Regions from separate parts of the Homo sapiens genome. Here region 1 is linked to region 2. A link is a loop called in an ENCODE intact Hi-C map of the cell type or tissue named here. Cell type or tissue: ascending aorta. All regions are shown on one strand. Links, peaks and the distances in the headings refer to the core of each region. The heading gives the core; the rest is flanking DNA. Region 1 overlaps USP47 (ubiquitin specific peptidase 47). Region 2 has its middle 15 kb from the start of MIR8070.

Evidence for each region. Hi-C counts contacts between places; a loop is a spot of excess contacts. Peaks named below come from ENCODE experiments on the same cell type or tissue, not always from the same donor. Only the 100,000 strongest peaks of a DNase experiment are listed, where the experiment ranks them.
Region 1: it touches region 2 in a loop (4-fold over the local background); 41 of 110 quality-filtered maps call a loop at or near these places.

What each region holds. Positions count from the first base shown.
Region 1 is chr11:11,891,819-11,903,681 of GRCh38, forward strand. USP47 (ubiquitin specific peptidase 47) reads left to right here. Exons shown (of 28, transcript NM_001282659.2): 4 at 150-288; 5 at 5,779-5,875; 6 at 10,897-11,042; 7 at 11,445-11,524. Among named protein-coding and RNA genes, the nearest start is that of USP47, 56 kb to the left of the region's middle. In ascending aorta, for the core only: no CTCF peak of the experiment used is centred there; no DNase peak of the experiment used is centred there.
Region 2 is chr11:11,792,766-11,804,628 of GRCh38, forward strand. No RefSeq gene overlaps it. Among named protein-coding and RNA genes, the nearest start is that of MIR8070, 15 kb to the left of the region's middle. In ascending aorta, for the core only: a CTCF peak has its summit at 6,235 (motif pointing right); a DNase peak (open chromatin) is centred at 6,246.

The sequences.
Region 1 (11,863 bases), core at 2,994-7,993, 98 kb after region 2:
TAGAAAGTAACACTTTGGAAGGGGGCATGAGCACCTTTCCAGAGTGTTTTGTATCAGGCATCATTCAAACCTTCCTACAGGAAATGGTGAATGCTGTTGTTTCAGCAACATTTGCTATTTACTAACTATTTGAATATGTTGCATTTTAGGAGGATTCCAGTGCTGGGGAAGACAGTGTTCATGACAGGTTTATAGGTCCGCTTCCAAGAGAAGGTTCTGGGGGTTCTACCAGTGATTATGTCAGCCAAAGCTACTCCTACTCATCTATTTTGAATAAATCAGAAACTGGTAAGATTTGTTGTATTTTCATAAAATCATAGGGCATTAGATCCAAAGTAATCTTAGCGATTTGAAGCCTAATCCTCTTATTTTATGGATAAGAAAACTGAGACCTAGAGCAGGAGTACTAGCTAGCAGCCGCAAAGTTAGAAGAAGTATGTGGTTTACTTTTCCTTCAACCCACTCGTTTCTACTATATTGCTGCTGCCACTATTTAATAATAACGTAAACATTATTGAATATTATGTTTTTAAGGAAGACTTTTCTTTTCTTTTTAATTTTCTTTTTTTTTTTTTTTTTTTGAGACAGAGTCTTGTTCTGTTGCCCAAGCTGGAGCACAGAAGCTTGATAATGGCTCACTGCAGTCTTGAACTCCTGGACTCAATCAATCCTCCCACCTCAGTCCCCTGAGTAGCTGGGATTATAGGTGTACTGGGCACAGTGGCTAACACCTATAATCCCAGCACTTTGGGAAGGCCAAGGCAGGAAGATTGCTTGAGCCCGGGAGTTGGAGACCAGCCTGGGCAACCTAGCCAGACACCATCTCTACAAAAATCAAAATAAAAAAATTAGCTGGGCATGGTCGCTGTTGCTTGTAGTCCCAGCTCCTCAGGAGGCTTAGGTGGGAGGATTGCTTGAGCCCAGGAGGTCTAGGTTGCAGTGAGCCATGGTGGTGCCACTATACTCAGCTTGGGTGATTGATTGAGACCCTGTCTCAAGTAAAAAAAAAAAAAAAAGAAAAAGAAAAAAAAAATTCAAGACTTCTTTTAATAATTTTCTATTTTGACTATACTCTGAAATTTTTAAAGTGGACTTCCTCCAGAAAGGAAAGTCTGTGTTGTCTACTTTTACAGTACTTCCATTTTGAAGCACATGGGCCATGCTTATTTTATGGGTCTGTTGTGTTATCTTTTAGTTTATTCATTTTAGTGCTTGAAATGAATCATGTCATTTTGAAATTTCTTTTTTTCTCAATACGATTAAGCCTATGTTTTTTAATTTTTTCACTTTATTGAGCAAGTAAAATGGCTTTTTTATGCAAAGGTTTATTTACATACAAGATTGTTTAATCGCCTAATGAATAAATCTTGATAAATTTACATATTATTTCATCTTAAAACAAATCTTTGCAATAGATAGTATGTTTTATGTTGAAGGAAATGAAAACGGGTTCAGAGAAGCCTTTGATTGCATATGTCATTAATGGTGTTTCATGCTAAGTATGGCTTCAGAAACTTTACTCTTAGAACTTCAAAACAGGTGATTTTAAATATTACATTACAAATATCAGTGTAAAAAGAACACTATAGTGTTACATTGCAGATTGCTTATTTTTAATTTTATTATTATGTTATAGAGATTAGAGTCTTGCTTTGTCACCCAGGCTGGAGTGCAGTTGTAAGATCATAGCTCACTGCAGCCTCGAACTCCTAGGCTCAAGCGATCCTCCCACCCCAGCCTCCCAAGTAGCTAGGACTACAGGTGTGCACCACAATGCCTGTCTTTTAAATTTTTGTAGAGATGAGGTCTCACTATGTTGCCCAGGCTAGTCTTGAGTAATCTTTCTGCCTCGGCCTCCCAAGTAGCGGGGAATACAGGTGTGCATCACAACGCCTGGCTTTTAAATTTTTCTAGAGATGAGGTCTCACTGTGTTGCCCAGGCTAGTCTCAAAGTGATCTTCCTGACTCAGCCTCCCAAGTAGCTGGGATTACAGGTAGAAGCCATGGTGCCCAACTCCAGGTTTTGTTTTAATGTCATCTGTAATCTTTCGTTTACTATATTTTGTAATTAGAATTTAGAATAATTTCCTCATAGCTAGTTATTGTGCAGCTTTAATGGTTTATTTTTTCTGGAAATAATAGTAAAACCTGATTATGTTTGGTATTTAGGATTCATTTCTATCAGTAGAACTTTTTGTAGCAAACAACCACAATAAAAAAAATACAAAATTATCTTTGATTTCAGATAATAGGAGGTAATTAAACTGTTTCCCATTACACTATCTAGAGTAGTGATTCTCAGATTTTAATTTCTTTAAAATTAATTTTGGGGGTACTTGTTAAAAATGCAGGTTCCAGCCGGGCACAGTGGCTCACTGTTATAATCCCATCACTTTGGGAGGCCGAGGTGGGCAGATCACCTGAGGTCAGGGTTTGAGACCAGCCTGGCTAACATGGTGAAACCCCATCTCTACTAAAAATACAAAAATTAGCTGACCGTGGTAGCAGGTGCCTGTAATCCCAGCTACTCGGGAGGCTGAGGCAGGAGAATCGCTTGAACCCAGGAGGTGGTTGCAGTGAGCCGAAATTGAGCCACTGCACTCCAGCCTGGGCAACAGAAGGAGACTCCATCTCAAAAAACAAAAAAGAAAAATGTAGGTTCCAAGGCATTACTTCCCAAAATGCTGATATAGCTGCTCTGTAGTAGGCTGGAAGAAATTGCATTTTGTTTCTTATTATTCTGAGATAGCTACATTATTCTGAGATAGCTGAAACACTGTGAGAGAGTTCCAGATTTAACAAATCAAGATTCTTGAGATATTTGCTTTGTCTTCTGACAATTGATTCAGTCATTTTTGCACCAAGTATTTACAGAACTCCTACTGTGCTTGTACTAACTTCAACTTCCTGTGGCTCTCTGAGGCCTGTGAATTCCTTGAGACTAAGACATGCTTTTTTAAAACGCTCTTTCTTTGATTATACAAATATATTAAAATACATGTCATTGTCTTACTATAAAATAAAAAAGTGAAAATAATTTACAGTACTACTGGCACCACTTCTAGCAATTTTGCATATTTTTATCTTATCTTTCCTCTATATGTGTACTTTTCAGAAAATGGGGAATCATGAGTAGATTTTTAATTAATGTTTTTCACTTAATACTATATGAGGAGTATTTTTTAATGTTATTAAATAGTATTTTAATATGGGGCTTTAAATGGCTGAAAAATAGTTTCATTTTATAGGTTCAGATATTTAAATTGTAATTATTAATATTGCTGATATTATTATGAAAATTCTTATACATACATTTTTGTTTTCATCTCTGATTATTTCCTAAAGATAAAAATTCCCAGAAATTATATTAGTAAGTTGAAGTTTACTTAAAAAAATATTTTTAGAAGTCTTTGCTATACATTGCCATGTAATCATAGTCTTTGTTCGCATTTACTGTTCCTCACACACCTCTACTCCACTCCCTTTCCCTACCTGTACATTTTCCTCCAGGGTTCTAGGGGTCCTGCCTTCCTGAGTTACTCTATAAGCATCCAAGGTGGTTGTGTTCAGAAATTATTTTATCAGGGGTTGTGTTCAGAAATTATTGTATCAGATAAAATTATTTAATCAAACCATTGAGTTTGCATTTCCTTAAGAAATTATTATAAATTTTGGCACCATGTGTGAAATGTTCTTATTAGAAAATGCTCTCATGATTTTAACTTAGGGCTCTAGAAACACATTTCTCAGTAAAGCAATGGGTTTGGGTACTCAACATACTCTTTCCTGTCTCTTTCCTACCACTTCCCACTGGTAGCCAGCCACTGTTGATAGGAGATGGTGGGTTGGGGAGAAATAAGGAGTAGATTGAAGGCTAATGTGAACTTACAAGTGATTAGAAACTAAATCCATGATACCTGTCTTTGGCCAGTTTTTTTAACAGCCTTTTTATCTACTTCAGGAGTTGGCCTATTTGATTCCACTTCACTGGGCCTGTTTGATTTCTCCTTCTTTAGTGGTTGGTTCTGTTTAGGATTTCTTTTTGCATGTGCCCTCTACTGGATGGTATATGTTCTCATATTCTTCTTGCTTACTGACTTATACTAAAAATATTGATTCATAACTATTTCAGATGTAGAATCCACTTGATAATAGCTGCCATTTGAAGTTTGTTGATTTAGACAATGCATAATGAGAAAGGTTTCTGTTAATTCATTAGCACTTTTAATAGTGTCACCAAAATCGTCATACTTTTGGAAAATAGTACATTTATGTGACACAGTGTTCATTCTGTTTAAATATGGTGCCAAATCAAGTACAAAAGATCATAGAGTCATATGTGATTTTTATACCTGATGGTAAAATAAAGAGCTATGGCAAAAATTAATTGCCATTACTCTCTTCTTCTCTTCTCAAGCCTACCCCGAAAACATTTTTTTAAGCCCAGTAAAGGGAAACAAGGTCACAAACAAGTGATACATGATTGATGTGTATGTACACAAAGGATGATAGTAGTATTCATTTACCTTGTAAGGCTCCAAGTAGATTGGTTCTCCCCCAGACTGTTGAGGAATTGGGAGGAGGAGGACGGAGAAGAAAAGAAATCCCAGAGCAGCCTCAGCTCAGAAGAAGATACAGAACAATTGGTCTCCTGGACAAATTGCTGTTGTTTGTGGGAAAGGCTCTGTTTGTATGAACTAATGAAATAATGTTTTTTATTATTAATAATCAGCTTAGATACCATACAAACTTGTGTTACTTGTAAGTCATACACATTGCCCTCTCATGTGCATCTGCTGCTGTGCTAAGTAATAGGAGAGATAGAAGTCAGATTCAATCCCTGCTTTCACAGTCTGATGGGGGAGACATATAAGCAAATGGGTCGTTACAAAACAGTGAGATAAAGGCTCTAATACGGATTAAATATAGGATCCTATGAGAACAACTCAAGTGGGGAATAGTCTGGAATAGAAGCAGTTTAAAATAATGCAATGATGTAGATTAAGATATAAACCACCCATGCATACACGGTTCTTAAAATAAAGGTGAAAAAAATAAAAGCTTGAACCTTAGTACAAAGTGAAAAGCAGATAGCTACCATGCTTGGTCTTTTCTTGGAATCCTATAAGTACAGATGGTGTGGATACATATCACCCTTTGCACAGCATGCTGATCTATAGAATTTCATTGACAGGCTTGTTGAAACAGATGAAGTCACTCTGCATTACTTAGAGTCTCAGCTTTTGTGAGTTTGCATGTAGTGAATTTATCTCGTATGTTATTCATTCTTACAGAAATTGGCTTATAGGGCTTGATGACAGGGGTAACTGGTTCTGTATAGTCTTTCTACACTGGATGTGTGTGGTGCTGTTTAAAGTGAATATGTTTATGCTTTTCCATTATAATCTAGTTTAATATGTTTAAAAGTTTAATATGTTTAAACGTTTAGATTTTGGGGGAAAAAGTTTATGTCTATGCCAGTAACACATACTTTACTGAACATATTACTCTTAAAATGTTAATGTCATATAATCTCCATGTGTACCTCTGGACATATCTATAACAAGGTATCCTGACATTTTCTACAAAACAAAGCTTACTTAGAGCACATATTAGAAAAGGGATCTTTTCTTAGGTGCTGTTGAACAAGTTGAAATAATTTCCAAATGAGTAGTAACTTTAACCTCTGAATCTTTACTGTGAATTAAATTCTTATTATGTTTTTGTTATTTTTAATGTAAATGCTGATTAATGTACATTTGTATTTTCTCTTTAAAGGATATGTGGGACTAGTAAACCAAGCAATGACTTGCTATTTGAATAGCCTTTTGCAAACACTTTTTATGACTCCTGAATTTAGGAATGCATTATATAAGTGAGTATTCAAAAAAATTGTATACATAAAATTGATTTAAGAATGAAAATATCACTTTTAACAAAATTTATCTTCTTGCAGTTATTTTAAAGTTTGGGGCATTTCTCACACCATAAGATATAACTTCTTTCCTTACGTAATAACAAAGATCTTGTGAAAAACAGGTATATGAAAAATGTGTGCGGAGAGAGAATCAGAAGTATATAGAGAGCAAAAGGATAAAATTGATGAGATTTACATGTAGGGTAAAAAGCTTCCCTCTCTTGTAGCCTTAACACCCTTTATGAAGAAATAAATAACTGCTTTTGAGAGAATTCGAATATATAAATCCATACTCTCCTTCCACCTCTCAATTTAAGTATCCAAAGTTTTTTTTTAACTTGCAAGTTTTGTTTCTAATTAAAATATAATACTTACAGCTTGTTTCATGTGCGTGTGTGTGCGTGTGTGTGTGTGTGTTTCCTTCTAAAAGACTCCATATACATTAGATAGTTTAAAATGCTCTATGGAGGAAGTCTATGTTTAAGTAAACCCTGAAGTCAGACATTTATTTTTATGAATATCCTATTATGACACATTTAACACACCTTTGCTTTGTATATTTTCTTTAAGATAAACACATAATTTTTTAGTTTTTAAGGATACTTTTAAGTATGAGTAAACTGATTTTTTTTTCCTTTTTTGTGTTACTTTCCACTAACATCTTTAAATTACTGTAAATATGTATTTAGGTTATTTTTGGAACTTTTAATATTGCTGATTGTGTTACTCAACATTATATCACCATTAGATTAATCTGTCAGCTTGTTATCTGAACTTACAGAAGTTGATGTATTTGTCATTCTGTATGCATGTATTGCCCTGTAGTGTTTAAATGCTAGGCACTTGGTGGATAGAGAGGGAATTAGTAATAAGATCTTTGTTCTTGAGTAATTTATAAGTCTTTCTACAATAGCAATATGTATATGTTTGAAATAGTTTAAATAACATTTAAAGACAGCCAAATACCATTAGAGTTTAAAGAGAAGAAAGGTTGGTGAAACTTGGAGAAGAAAGTAAGCTTCAGGTAGGTCATGAAGCTAGATATGGTTTGGCCAGGTTGAGAAGAAAGAGAATACACTGTGCAGATAGGAGGCCTGTCAAAAGTGAAAGTGAATAATAGGAAGGGCTACCTGAGTGTTAGTCATTGTTTGTATCAGATAGTGTTCCGAGCACTTTATATATAGACTCACTTAATTCTCATAGTAACTGTATGAATTTTATGCTATTATTGTCCGCATTTTACAAAGAAGGTAACTGAAGGCACAGAGAAATATAGCTTTGCCTGAAAGCACACTGCTAGAAGTTGCACCTAGTAGATGCCAGGATTCACTACTCTGTTCTGCCTGTGCACTAGCGGATGCCAATAAGCACAGTGTGTTGCGGGGGGCTTCAGGAGATCAGCATAACCAGAGTTTTGTCAGAGTACTGGAGGATGAGGTTAATAAATAGAGTTCAGAGCCTGCTCTCAAAACTAGCACAGACCAGATCGTTGGACAATGTGCCTGTTTTAGGGAGTATGCACAGGAATGGGGATCCTGGGCACTTGTTTAACCATCTGTTTTAATACTCTGAAAGTGGACTGTAAATTTACAGCACTGTAGAGGAAATTAAGAGCATAGCCAGGGCTATTCATCAGCAAACATGTATTGGACATTTACTGTGTGCTAGGCATTCTTTTAGGTATAAGGATTAGAGTGATGAGTAAGAGAAAGTACCTCATTTAGAGCTTCCTTAGGTAAACCTATATATAAGCTCATTTCACAGAATCATGTATGCCAGGTAGAAAATAAAGCTGAGTAATGTGGAGGGAGTAATTGTCAGGAGAAGAGGAGGGGAGGGTCACAGCTTCAGGTAGTAGACAGTAAGGGCCTCCCTGAGGACATTCCAGGAACTTCACAGGAACAAGCCCTCTAAAGATTTACAGTAAGAGCATACAAGGCATAAGAAGCCAGAAGTGTAAAGGTCTTCAAAAAACAAAAGAAACTAGAAATCCGTTGTGACAATCCTGGTGAGTAAGGAAGTAGGAGACAGACATGAGGTCAAACAGAAAGGAAGGCCTTGAGATTGTGAGAATAGAGTGAAGTTTATAGCAGGTGGGGAAACAAAGCCTGAGAGCACTCATGATGTTTCTTAATGTAGAACTAAGAACCTCATTGAACTATCCACAGAGTAGTGCTAGTGGAAAAGGATAGACTATCCACAGAGTAGCGCTACCATGAAAGGATAGACTAGCCACAGAGTAGCACTAGCGTAAAAGGATAGACTATCTAGAGAGTAGCACTAGTGTAAAAGGATAGACTAGAGAGTAGAGCTAGCGTAAAAGGATTGACTATCCAGAGAGTAGCCCTAGCATAAAAGGATAAAGTATCCAGAGAGTAGTGCTAGGATAAAAGGATAGGGTTTTGTTTATTTTCTTCACTTTTTTTTTTTTTTTTTTTTTTTTGAGACGGAGTCTCGCTGTCGCCCAGGCTGGAGTGCAGTGGCGCGATCTCGGCTCACTGCAGGCTCTGCCTCCTGGGGTTCATGTTCATTCTCCTGCCTCAGCCTCCCAAGTAGCTGGGACTACAGGCGCCAGCCACCTCGCCAGGCTAATTTTTTGTATTTTTAGTAGAGATGGGGTTTCACCGTGTTAGCCAGGATGGTCTCGATCTCCTGACCTCGTGATCCGCCCGCCTTGGCCTCCCAAAGTGCTGGGATTACAGGCGTGAGCCACCGCGCCCGGCCTATTTTCTTCACTTTTTGCATAGTAGCCAACAGAGAACCTGCCACTTGATTTGGAGTCATATACGTGATGGGTTAAATACATTGTTTTAGGAAAGTTTATATAGTGCAGTGTACAGGATTGATTTGAAAGATAGAGAACCCCGGAGGAATCTGTTATTAAACCAGGCATGGATATATTAGAGTCAGAATGATGATGGTGGCAGTGGTTACATTTCAGATTGAAAACTAACATGGCTTAGTGACAAATTTTACTTAGGAGTAAAGGAAAGGAAAGAATCACATATGCACCAAAGTTTCTAACTAAGATGACTAAAGTAATGGCAAGTACCAGCAAGACTTAAAACCTTTTCAGGTATTTGTACCAGGACTAAAGGACAGGTGAGAATTCAGTCTTATTTTACAGTAATTCCTCCCTATTAGTGAATTTACCACACAAGAAATTTGAGCATTTTCTGTTTTAACCAATATTTTCTCACAGTTAACAAGAGAATTTTTGATCTCATAATGTCAGTTATAAGTACCCGCTATTGAAGATAACCAGAAAAAAGGGAGCTGGGGATTGAGAATAGAAGAGGGGAGGATTAAAGCAGAAGTAAGGTATTGAATAGAGGTGTTTGCAGGGAAGCCTTGAGAAGAAAAAGGTGAAATGTACTTCATTGACTTCTGTGAGGCGGAAGGGAGTGCCAGTGTGTAACAAAAGGAAGATGAGAACAGAGCTGTGACTTCTCAGTCCTAAAGTAAGAAAAATATTGAACACTCTAATAGAAAGCCATTCCCAAAAGAAAAGAAAAAGTCTTTTAGTATGTCTGTAAAGTGCATCAGAGAAAAATTAAAGCTCAAACCTCCTTTTGAAACTAAAAAGTGGGGAAATAGTAATCTTACTCCTAACTTAAGATGTAAAATAACATTAATATTGTTGTTACTTAATATTTTGTCTTAGGTGTATATTATGAATACAGAATTATTTTAAAGACTTTGGTGGGTACATTACCAACTTTAGTACCTCAATCTTATTTCTTTCCATGAGATCTTAAGTTCTTCAGTTGGGAATTCACTTGTTATTGAGACAGTAGCTGTAGCTAGGGCTAGACTGCTGTTTATCATAAGTTTGTGAGGGTGAAAATCTTACCTGGATTATTATTTTGTTTACTTTCTTATATTCCCTTTCAAAAGCTTTTTATTATGGAAAATTTTAAACATTCAAAAAAAGGGAAGTAGGCTGAGTGCAGTGGCTCACGCTTGTAATCCCAGCACTTTGGGAGGCAGAGGTGGGTGGATCACTTGAGGTCAGGAGTTTGAGACCAGCCTGGCCAACATGGTGAAACCCAGTCTCTACTAAAAATAGAAAAATTAGCCAGGCGTCATGGTGCATGTGTATAATCCCAGCTACTCGGGAGGCTGAGACAGGAGAATCGCTTAAAACCAGGAGGCAGAGATTGCAGTGAGCCAAGATCATCCCACTGCACTCCAGCCTGGGCAACAGAACGAGACTCTGTCTCAAAAAAAAAAAAAAAAAAGAGGGAAATAGTGTAATGAATCCCTCTTCACCAGTCATTCAGCTTTGAATATTATTAATATCAACTCATAGTCAATCTTTTTTGTCTATACCCTCCAACTTGATTGTTTGGAAGCATACCTCCATCATATCATCTGTAAATTATATCTCAGGTCAGGGCTACGATTTCCCTGATTGCGTCATTTAACAATTTGTTTAAATCAAGATCCATATGAGCTGTATATTGCAGTTGATTAATAAAATTCTTAATCTATTTAATTTGTTTATAATCCTCTTTCATCTTTTTTCATCCTTGCAATTTATTCCCTGCAAAAAATAGAAAGAAAACTGATGTCATCTATCCTGTAGTTTTCCACAGTTTGGGTTTTGATGGTTGTATGCCGTAGTATCTCACGTAATAGTATTCTTCTGTTTCCTGTATTTTTGTGAATTAATAATTAGGACAGAGGTTATGGTCAGATTCAGGTTCCACAGTTAAATGAGCTTTGCCTTCTTTTCTTGAGCACTTTTGCCTTGTTATGCCTTGTTATGCCTTTTCTTGTTAAAGTCTAAAGTTCTTCTGAATTTATGAATTAGGGAAACACTAATGTTTCATTAGATATTATTAGTTTCAATTAGCATTCAAACTCTGTATAGCTTCCAGGATTAAAATCTTACATTATTATGATTTTGATATTAATTATGCTTTTAAATAATAAAATCATTTTATAAATACTTTATTAACATTTTATTTTAATAGGTGGGAATTTGAAGAATCTGAAGAAGATCCAGTGACAAGTATTCCATACCAACTTCAAAGGCTTTTTGTTTTGTTACAAACCAGCAAAAAGAGAGCAATTGAAACCACAGATGTTACAAGGAGCTTTGGATGGGATAGTAGTGAGGGTACTAATTCTCTTGTAATGATAAGCGTTCTAATATTCAAACAAATTCTAGAAGACAATAATATTACAAACACATTACACATAATTACCTTTATCTTAAACCTTTCATTGCAAGTTTGTTGTCATATATTTTCTAACACATTTCATAACTCTACAATGAAAAATAACAAACATGACAAATATTGTAGCACCATAAAGCATATATTATTTATAGAATGCTGCAATCTATTTTCTGGCGTGTGATTTCCTTTTCATGACTGTCATGTATATTCTTATGTTCTTTTTTAAATTTGGCATTATTTAAGGTAGACTTCAATATTTCTGTCTATTTGCTTTTAAACAACAGATTGTTTCATTACATAAAGTTTATAGCTATTTCTAATTGAATTTTATCTTAAAACAGCTTGGCAGCAGCATGATGTACAAGAACTATGCAGAGTCATGTTTGATGCTTTGGAACAGAAATGGAAGCAAACAGAACAGGTAATTTATATCTCTCAAATCAAGGGGACTGTTTCCTAATAAATCACTTGTTACCCTAAATGACTTTTATTCTGTTGGAATGTTTTAAAACTTGGGCATTAGTCTCATGGTTAAAGTACCCAATGGGAAATTGAAAGTACTGAGTTCTCATTTAGCCATTAACTGAGTTATAAATACCATCATTAAACCACCCTAGACCTCAGTTTTCTCATCTTTAAGGAAATTGGGCTGTATAACCTGGAAGTTCTCTTTTAGCTCTGAAAATTATACATTTAAAAACTGTATATATGTGTTTTGGGGATGATTTTTGAACAGCATTTTCAGATAATTAGGTAAATT
Region 2 (11,863 bases), core at 4,352-9,351:
CTTCTGAATAGAAAAGACTATTTAATTAAGATTATTACTATCTTTAAAGTTTTTCTCAAGGGAAATGGTCTTCATGCTAAGCTACATATCTTCTATGGAAAAAAAATTGTCTAAAAAACCCTGAAATTCTACAAGTACATATGCTCTGGTTGTATCCTAAGGAGAACTCCCTTCCTCCCTCCCTCATTATATTTCTATTGTACAATATCAACCAGGGTTGCTTGCATGTGCTTGCTTGCTTGCTCTGTGATGATTTTTAACAATTTTTTTTATGAGCAAAGTGGAGAGATAAACCAATTCTTCATATAATTTATACCAAGAAAAAAAAAAGAAGAAGAAGAAGACAAAAGAATACGGAGCCTAACAGGAGGGTGCAGAAAAGTCCACCTGCTGCAATCCAGACAAGGATACAGATGACTGCTCATCCATCCATTTTGCTTTGTCCTCAGTCTGAACATCTTCTCTTCCCCTATGGTGAGTGTATTTCCGTTTGTCCCATGCTCTTCTATTTCCCTTCTATTTCAGGGTTCCACTTTCTTACTTCCCTTGCCCTGTGTATAATCTGGCCTCTGCTGATACTGTTCTCCCAAAGACCACCTTCCCTGTTATAGGTGAAACTGTGTCACAGTTGGAAATTATATCTGCACAGTTAAAAATTATATCTGTCTTAACTGATTACATAATTATTATATAATTACTATAGAACCAGCGCTGAACGCTAGTCTTTCTGCTTCCAGCCGTAGTCCTCATGCCACTGCTCCTATATCGCACCCCTGGAGGCTAATTAAGCCTGAATCTATAAATGGAAATCATTTTGACTGATTTAAAAGACTTAGTCCTGGAACTTAAAATTAAATTAAATTAAATTAATTTTTTTAAAAAGACAAAATGACAGGGGGACTCACATGATATCAATCTTCAATCTCTTCTAAGTACATTTAAAAGCACTCCAGAAGCATCAGTATACACATATCACAACATTCTTCATCCATTGTTGAGTCCAATTATTGTTGAATATTTTGTTTTTGCCAAATAGCTACCTTTGAGGAATTTACAACCTAGTAGCCACAAACTACAAATTTCCCTAGTTATAAATCATTCTGGTTATTGGATTTTTAATTATATCATACCGAGCATGTACAAAAGAAAGTTTTATATATATATAAATTATGAAACATAACAATGAAATAAATATCCTATGAATCTACCACCTAGCCTAAGAACTAGAATATTCCCAATGTCCATGAATTAACCTGCAAGCCCCTTTATTATCCCCACCAGAACTAACCACTCTCCTGAAATTTTGCGTGTATCTTTCCTTTGCTTTTCTTATAGTGTTATTCCATATATATGCATTTCTAAACACTAAATTAAGCTTTGCTTTTTTCAAACTTTTTTTAATGGCATTGTGCTGTATGGAGTCTTTTGTGATCTGCTTTTCTTTATTCAGTATTAAGTTTTAAGATTTGTTCATGCTATAGCTGTGTAGCTGTGATTTGTTCATCTTAACTACTGTATAATGCTTCATTTTATTTATCTAGTCTCATGATGATGGACATTTGGGATGTTCCCATTATTTTTCTATTACAAATAGCACTGCTAGGAACATTTTTGCACATGTGTGGTGTTTATAAACAAGAGTTTCTCTAGGATATACCTAGAAAGAGAAATGCTGGGTCCTGGAGCATATTCATTTCCAAAATGGCTATATCAATTTATAGTTCCCTCAGTAAGGTATAGTTTTCCATTGATCTATATTCACTCCAATAGTTAATATCAGCAGATTTATCTTTTAAATTTTGTGGATTTAGTGAATGTGTAATGTTATCGCTATTTTAATTTATGTTTCCTTGATTATCAATAAAATTTAGCACATTATCATAAAAAAGAAATAAAAAGACTTAGTCAATTGAAATCAGATTTTTACAAAAATCTGTGTATAATCTGACCACAGATCTGTGTATAATCTGACCCTAGGTAAAATTTGACCACAGATTATAATCTGTGTATAATATGATCTGCAAAGATGCCAGCAAACCACCAGAAGCCTGGTCTGCAAAGATGCCGGCAAACCACCAGAAGCAAGGTGAGGGGCATGGAACAGATCCTTCCCACCCAGTTCTTGAAATTGTCACCTAATGCTGCAAAACTATAGTTCATTGATCCTCTTCTGCTGTTTCTTCCCATCTTCTCTGACTTCTTTTCCTCCACCCCCCAAAAATGTCAGTGCCCTCAATTTTCTATCTAAAATCATTTTATATCTAAAATTATATAATAATATAAATATTATATAATTAGTTAAGACAAGGTCATACTGGAGCAGGGCGGGCTCCTAATCCAATATGACCCGTATCTTTACAAAGAGGGGAAATTTGAACAGAGACATCCACACAGCGAAAATGCCATGTGAACATGAAGACAGAGATTGAGACGATGCATCTATAAGCCAAAGATGCTGGCAAACCACCAGAAGTGAGGTGAGGGGCATGGAACAGATCCTTCCCTCACAGCCCTCACAAGGAACCAACCTTGGGACACCTTAATCTAAGACTTCCAGCCTTCAGAACTGGAAGACAATAAATGTTTGTTGTTTAAGCTGTCTCGTCTGTGGTACTTTGTTACAACAGCCCTAGCAAACTAATATATTCCCATTCCAAATTTAACAGTATTTTCTCTATATTCATCCACATTAACTTCTCACCTCAATTATAACAGTGGCTACCAAGTCCTTGAAATTCTCGCCTAATGCTGCAAAACTATAGTTCATTTCTCCTCTTCCACTATTTCTATCCTCTCTGACTTCTTTTCCTCCACCCTCCCAAAATGTCAGTGCCCTCAATTTTCTATCATTGTACTACTAATCATTTTCATTGTACTATTATCTACTAATAATCATTGTCATTATTAGTGGTAATAATTTTTAAAATGGTAGCTTTTATCAAGCAGTCATATGCTGGGCATCCTTCTAAATATTTTGCATATGTCATCTGATTTAATCCTCATAATCCCCTCCAAAGAAAAGGCTATATTACATCCCATCTTATAGATGAGAAAACTGAGGCTTAAAGAGGTTAAGTAACTTGTCTAAGGTCACACAAAGACTATGTGGCAGAGCTAGGATTCAAATTCAGGTCTGCCCTCTGAGCACAAAGCCACTTTCACATTGCCTCTCATTTTCTTCTGCACAGATAAGAGATCTCCCAACCTCCTCTGAAATCTTACCAAATTCTACCGGTTTATCTTTTTCTCAGTGGAACTGATCTCATATTCTATGTCTCAAAGCCATTTCCCTTCTGTACTCCAAGCCTGAATTTCTACCTGAACATTCTACAGATATCTCAAACTCCTCTTGACCAAAATGGAACACCTCCCATTTCCTTTCAAACATGCTTTGCCTCTGTACCTGCTATGGGTTCCACAATCTTCCCAGCCAACAGTGTTTGGAAATGTCATGGCATTTTAAAAATTCATCTCTGTCCATTGGCCCTTTTTACAATCAGTTGCCAAGTAATGTTGATAAGTGATGAAACACTTATTTAGGTTGCCCTCTCCTCTCCATTCCACCTGCCTGAACTATCCTAATAGTCACCTAATGTCTCTCCACATTTCATCCTTCCTTCCTCCCATCCATCCTATGTCCTATCACTGAATTCTCCTAAAACACTCTTCTCATCAGGTTATGCTCATTGCCTAAGAAATCAGATCCAAACTCCTTGCACAGATGATGAGGACCCAGTTGGATGTAGCCTCCGTCTATCTTTCCAGTCTCCATGCACCAAACAAAACTTCTGGCAGTTTCACACACACCCAGGCTTTCCTGCCATGGTTCCATCTGGGATGCCCTCTGCAACTCACATTCTTTTAGTTCAAATGCTCCCTGCTATAAAATTTTACTGTTGGATATATCTCCCTCTTCTGAACTCACTTACATTTTACTTCTACTTGAATCATTATCACTTTCCCCCCTCTAATTCAACTGTCTATGAGTCTTTTTTTGTTTCTCTTGTTTTCTTTTGTTTTTATTTTATTTTATTTTATTATACTTTAAGTTCTAGGGTACATGTGCACAACATGCAGGTTTGTTACATATATATACATGTGCCATGTTGGTGTGCTGCACCCATTAACTCGTCATTTACAGTAGGTATATCTCCCAGTGCTATCCCTCCCCCTGCCCCCTACCCAAAGACAGGCCCTGGTGTGTGATGTTCCCCACCCCGTGTCCAAGTGTTCTCATTGTTCAATTCCCACCTATGAGTGAGAACATGTGGTGTTTGGTTTTCTGTCCTTGTAATAGTTTGCTGAGAATGATGGTTTCCACCGTCATCCATGTCCCTACAAAGGACATGAACTCATCTTTTTTGTGGCTGCATAGTATTCCAGGGTGTATATGTGCCACATTTTCTTAATCCAGTCAATCACTGATGGACATTTGGGTTGGCTCCAAGTCTTTGCTATTGTGAATAGGGCCGCAATAAACATACATGTGCATGTGTCTTTATAGTAGCATGATTTATAATCCTTTGGGTGTATACCCAGTAATGGGATCGCTGGGTCAAATGGTATTTCTAGTTGTAGATCCTTGAGGAATCGCCACACTGTCTTCCACAATGGTTGAACTAGTTTACAGTCCCACCAACAGCATAAAAGTGTTCCTATTTCTCCACATCCTCTCCAGCACCTGTTGTTTCCTGACTTTTTAATGATCGCCATTCTAACTGGTGTGAGATGGTATCTCATGGTGGTTTTGATTTGCATTTCTCTGATGGCCAGTGACGATGAGCATTTTTTCATGTGTCTGTTGGCTGCATAGATGTCTTCTTTTGAGAAGTATCTGTTCATATCCTTTGCCCACTTTTTGATGGGGTTGTTTGATTTTTTTCTGGTAAATTTGTTTAAGTTCTTTGTAGATTCTGGATATTAGCCCTTTGTTAGATGGGTAGATTGCAAAAATTTTCTCCCATTCTGTAGGTTGCCTGTTCACTCTGATGGTAGTTTCTTTTGCTGTGCAGAAGCTCTTTAGTTTAATTAGATCCCATTTGTCTATTTTGGCTTTTGTTGTTATTGCTTTTCGTGTTTTAGTCATGAAGTCCTTGCCCATGCCTATGTCCTGAATGGTACTGCCTAGGTTTTCTTCTAGGGTTTTTATGGTTTTAGGTCTAACATTTAAGTCTTTAATCCATCTTGAATTAATTTTTGTGCAAGGTGTAAGGAAGGGATCCAGTTTCAGCTTTCTACATATGGCTAGCCAGTTTTCCCAGCACCATCTATTAAATAGGGAATCCTTTCCCCATTGCTTTTGTCAGGTTTGTCAAAGATGAGATGGTTGTAGATGTGTGGTATTATTTCTGAGGGCTCTGTTCTGTTCCATCGGTCTATATCTCAGTTTTGGTACAGTACCATGCTGTTTTGGTTACTGTAGCCTTGTAGTATAGTTTGAAGTCAGGTAGTGTGATGCCTCCAGCTTTGTTCTTTTTGCTTAGGATTGTCTCGTCAATGCGGGCTCTTTTTTGGTTCCATATGAACTTTAAAGTAGTTTTTTCCAATTATGTGGTGAAAGTCATTGGTAGCTTGATGGGGATGGCATTAAATCTATAAATTACCTCTGGCAGTATGGCCGTTTTCACGATATTGATTCTTCCTATCCAGGAGCATGGAATGTTCTTCCATTCAATTATTTGTCTATGAGTCTCATAATCCCCACCAGATTGTGAGTTTGTGGAAGGTGGGGGCAATGATTCATCTCAGAATTTGCCACAGCACTTGCCACAGCACTTAACACCTAGTATATGGTAGGTATTTATTGGCTTAATTTATTAAGTCTCTAAGTAAATGAATGTATTCGCCAAACTGACTGTTGGACTACTTGAAATTCACAGAGCTCAGAGCAGCTAAACCTTGAAAGTAGATAAAAATCACCAGGAGACCTGGCTCACCTGGGTCTCATTCTGATCCAGTCAAAGGTTGTCATTATGTACAGCAACCTTGCTTTTTGTCCCTGGGGAGCACTCCAGGCTAACCCATCCCACTGGCACCAAAGCCCTTTCCCATCATCCCCACCACACCCTGGAAGCTTAGAACATGTCATTATCCTCCCTCATATGTCAGTCCACAAGATGCCAAGTAGATCCCTAACACTCCTTGCAGTGATAACAAGATAACATAGTGACAAAGTACTTTGAACTTCACAGGTTCCATTCACCCTGCAGTTATGGCTATTACCGTGCCCAGAAGCCACCACCAGGGGGCTCCAGCATGTCTCTGAAACCTGGCTGTTCAGTAAGTCTATGAGAAAGACTGGAGGAAAACTCCGAAGTCTTAATTTCCATTCCCAAGACACAGAAATGCTGGACAATCCCAACTGACCCCCTCACCCGAGAGCACAGCCGGGGAGGGTCCCAGGGCCCAATGAGGAACAAGTGCTTGTCTTGTCCCTGCAGATTTGAGAATCCTTGGGTGAGAATTATGTGGATTTCAAGTTTTCTAGGAAGGACAGGGAAGGAGGACTGGAAAATCAGAGCTGGTAGTTCAAATTTTTAGTCAGATCTGGTTACTTTCTCCCAAGGCAAGTAACCCAAGAAAGTACCAGAAATCTTACACTAGCTCCACTATATTATGGTTTAGTAGTATTAGTGTCAACATTAACATTGTTGAAAAATACAATTGCAATTTTTTGAGCACATGCTATACAACAGGCATTGTACTTTTTTCTCTGTACATGATATCATTTGACCCTCACGTTGCCCCTGTGAAGAATTATGATTATTAGGAAACTAAGGTTCAGAAGAATAAGTGATATCCCAAGGTCACATGGCTTCTAAAGGCCAGACAGTCCAAGGCAGAGTGGAGCACATGAGCAAAGACACAGAAACAGGGAAAGCAAAGTATTCACAGTGCCCTACAAGCAGCTGGGTATTCTTGGAGAATAAAACAAGAAGGACATAGAGACAGAGACCACCTATCACAACACAGAATATACTGTTAGGCTAATGACTTTATCATGCAAATGACTGAAAGCCTTTGAAGAGTTTTAAACAGGAGAGTGACATGCCAGACTTATGTTTTAGGAACTGTGGCAGAGAATGGATCGGAGAAAATAAGACTGAAGGCAGGAAGACCAGATGGAAACTGTTGAAGTAATAAAGAAATGATGACAGCTTTGTGCCTTCTCCATCTCTTTTATATGGAGGGACAGCCCTGGAATAGAAAAATGTTTAGGAGGTAAAATCAGCAGGTCTTGGTGAAGTATTACATAAGGTGTCAGCCTACGGCATCTCCAGCCTATTCTCCCATGCCTTGGACTGACGTATACAATCATCTTGTAAATGACCCATGTCAAATTGTGCAGAGAATACATGAATGAACAAAGCAAAGTTTCTGATGACCTTCTAGTTGGAGCAGACAATACCAAATAAACAAGAAAAATATCCAACAGAGATAAGTGTTATGCAGACAATTAAAATATGGTGATGTGATAGGTGTCGGGCTCCTTTAGAATGAGTGGTCAGGGAAACCTCTCTGAGATGTCATTTAGACTTTCTAAGGCCATGTGAAAATCAGGGAAAGAAGTGGCTTACGAGGTTGAAAAAATCCAAAGCAGGCCAGTGAAGCTAGAATAGAATGGGCAAAGGAGAAAAGGGAATAAGGTAAGATTAGAGAGATCGGCCAGAGGCCAGATCACACAGGACTTTGGAAGTAAGGTTTGGGAACCTAGATTTTGAGTATCATGGGAAGCTTGTGGAAGGTTTTAATCAAGGGAATGACCTTATCTAATGTAAGTTGCTAAGTGATCTCCCTGGCTTCTGTATGAAAAATGAAGGCAGGGGAATAGCGAAAGCAGGGATAGTTGTTCCACTGAGAAATGATGGTGGTCTGGAGCAAAGTAAATGGATTACGGACCTCTTCTGATAGAGTAGAGTGGAAGGTAAGAGAGAGACGAATCAAGGGTGACTCTCTATTTTGGCTTGGGCAACAAGGATGGAGAAGCCATGAAGGAGCAATTTGACATGGAGAAATCAAGAGCTTTGTTTTGGACGTGTGGAGTTTGAGATGTCTACTAGAGACCCAAGGGAATATGCCAAGTAGGCAGCTGGAAATACAAGTCTGGAATTCAGGACAGAAAGTGCATATAGAAATGCACATTCCAGAATGATCAGCCTATAGTTGGCATTTAAAGTCAGAACACCAGCTGAGATTTCTTACTGAGTAAGAAAGAGCAGAGATGAGGCTGAGAAGTGAGCTCTGAGACATTCAAATATTTGGACGTCAGAAAAAAAAGAGGAGCTAGGGAAGAAGATAAGATGGAACAGCCAATGGGTGAAAAGAAGTCAAAGACTTCTGCAGTGTCCCCATAACCAAATGAAGAAAGTGGTCAAGAAAGGGAAAGGAACCAACTGTGTCAAATATCACTAAAAGTTCAAGTTGAAAGAGGACTGAGAACCAACCATCAGATTTTACAAGATGGATGCTATTAACGCATACGGAAAGAGATCTCAGGGGATTGGCAAGGACAAAGTTCAATAAGAGCAAATTAAAGGGAGAAAGGAAGTAAGGAAATGGCCTCAATGTCCCTAGGAGGAAAAACCACATGCCAGGGATGAGAACTCAGGGGTGGTATAGGGCTTGAGGAAGGTGGTGAAGGCTAAGGCAAGTAATGAGCTCTTGAAGGAGGAGCTAATCGCAGTGGCACAGTGTGTGTAATCTACACTTCTTCTAGCAGCAGGAGCAGCAGCCCAGAAGTAGGAGCTGAGAAGACAGAGGTCTCATACATCCAGAGTTAGTTTTCTGATGGATGAGTCCAGCCAAATGAGAGAAAGTGAGGGAACCCAGAGTTCTGACAAGGAAGTGGCTCAGATAATTAACCATGTGAGTTCACAAAGAAAAATGTGCAGGGCAGTACTTGTGGGATGGGACAAAAACAGGAGCCAAGGACTTGAGGACTCTTTGTGGAAGAAGAACAGGCAGGGGAGGAATGAGTACTAACAGAGCTGAATAAGAAGCTGGTCGGAAGGAGAGATTAAGGTAACAAGACCATGAGAAGGTCCTTAGCTAACTGGGAAATCAGTCCTGGAGTCACACTGGCAGCGGCTCCATCTTCGCGAAGAACAGGTTGGTACCAAGACTTGTCCCCAGAGCAGTCCTATTCCATTCATTGCATTTCCAGAGATTGACAATGCCAGGTGAGCTAACCATGCCTTTCACAACAGGTGGGTCCTGGGTTGGCTCTGCAGCAGTGTGCGTGCTCATTATAGGTAAGACCTGCCTGCAGGGCTGGAGGGGATTTGCTCCTGGCCTTCAGAACATCACGTTGTACATTCTTCCAAAGCAATGTCCCCTTGTGTTTTTGATGTTCCTAGAGACGCAAGCTTGGGTCCATGAACAATCTAAGAAAATCCTGGACTCAGAAATGCTTCTTCTTTTACACAGATGAGGTAGTGTTTTTGACCCAAATTATCTCCATTATGATAAACACCTTCCCTCAGACCTTAGCGCAAATAGATAAGCCCACTCCTCCACACATGCCCTGGCATACTTGGCCCGTAAATGGAAGATAGCTTTATTTCAAGGCAAAACCCTACTACACTGATATTTTTTTCTACTGTGTTGTGAGATATTGGGGAGAAATTGGGGATAAGAACAGTGCACCACTTCCACAGCACATAATAAGCACTCAGTAAATATTTTGTATTGGAATGAATGAATGGACACAATTTAGAAAACAGGGAAACAAAAGAGAAGAGAAAAGAAAGAGGTACCAAAACTTTTAGAAAAAAATTAAAACATCGTCTTTTTTTTTTTGAGACAGAGTCTCATTCTTGCCAGGCTGGAGTGCGGTGATGCGATCTCGGCTCACTGCAACCTCTGCCTCCCGGGTTCAAACGATTCTCCTGCCTCAGCCTCCCAATTAGTTGGGACTACAGGTGCATGCCACCATACCCAGCTATTTTTTTTTTTTTTTTTGGATTTTTAGCAGAGACAGGGTTTCACCATATTGGCCAGGATGGTCTCGATCTCCTGACCTCATGAACCGCCTGCCTCAGGCTCCCAAAGTGCTGGGATAACAGGTGTGGGCCACCATGCCCGGCCAAAACATAGTCATTTTTACATTTGCCAAAAATCCCTCTTTGTAAACTATCAAGGAACAATTTTTTTACTATTCACTCAACTATTTCCTATAAATAAACACAGCCACACTGAGGATTATTACTTTTTTAAAAAACTTTTTTTTTTTTTTCTGAGACAGAGTCTTGCTCTGTTGCCCAGGCTAGAGTGCACTGGTACAATCTCAGCTCACTGCAACCACCGCCTCCCAGGTTCAAGTGATTCTTGTGACAGCCTCCCAAGAAGCTGGGATTACAGGCATGTGCCACCCACCTAACTAATTTTTGTATTTTTAGTAGAGACAGGGTTTCGCCATGTTGTCCAGGCTGGTCTGAAACTCCTGGCCTCAAGCAATCTGCCCACCTGGATCTCCCAAAGTGCTGGGATTACAGGAGTGAGTCACCGTGCCTGGCCTTAGAAACTTCTTTTCTAGAAAAGTAGTCAACTAACATTAGTATTTTCTACTTTTACTCAAAACGGAGGTCAGCTACCATTGCTTTATCTATATTAGCTGACAATTCAGTGTTAACACCTCGAGAGATACAGAAACAATATAAATGTTCATCAATGGATACATAAGTAAAATGTAGTATATAAATATAAAGGAATACAATTCATCCTGAAAAAAGAAAGCGAGCCTGTTATTTGCTGCAACATGGGTGGATCTAGAGAACATTATGCTACATGAAACAAGCCAAATGCAGAAAGACAATCACTTATATGTGGAATCTAAAATAGTCAAACTCACAGAAGCAGGGAGTAGAATGGTGGCTGTCAGGGGCATGGTGGAAAGAGGAAAATGAGGAGGTGATGGCCAAAGGATACAAAGTTTCGGCTATGCAAGATAAATAAGTTCTGGAGATCTACTACATAGCATAGTGCATATAGTCAATAATACTGTATTATATACATACAATTTTCTTTTTTTTAAAATTTTTACAGAGTTGGGGGTAGAAGTGCAGTTTTGTTTCATGGATATATTGTTTTGAAGTTTGAGCTTTTAGTGTACCCATCACCCACATAGCGTACACTGTACCTAAAAGGTAATTTTTATCCCTCATCCCCTACATTCAACTCTATGGCCATGTGTACACATTGTTTAGTTTCCACTTATAAGTGAGAATGCATGGGTTTTTACTTTCTATTTCCATTCATGTTGCTGCAAAAGACATGATTTCATTCTTTTCATGGCTGAGTAGTATTCCATGGTGTGTGTATATGCTATATACATAGTATTCCATATTCCACATTTTATTTATCCAATCCTCTGTTGACGGACACTTTATGTTAATTCTATGACTTTGCTATCGTGAATAGTGCTGCAATAAACATATGATTGCAGGTGTCCTTTTATATAATGATTTCTTTTCCTTTGGGTAGATACTCTGTAGTGGAATTGCTAGAGCTAATGGTAGTTCTATTTTCAGCTCTTTGTGAAATCTCCATACTGTTTTCCACAGAGGGTGTACTAACTTACATTCTCACCAACGGTGAATAAGTGTTATATTTTCTCTGCATCCTTGCCAACATCTGTTGTTTTTTTACTTTTTAATAATAGCCATTCTGATTGATGTAAGATGGTATCTCATTGTGGTTTCACTAAAATGACCTTAAAGCAATCTACAGATTCAGTGTGATTCCTATCAAATTACCAATGTCATTTTTTGCAGAATTAGAAAAGACAGTTCTAAAATTCATATGGAGCCAAAAAAGAGCCCAAATAGCCAAGCAATTCTAAGCAAACAGAACAAAGCAGAGGTAC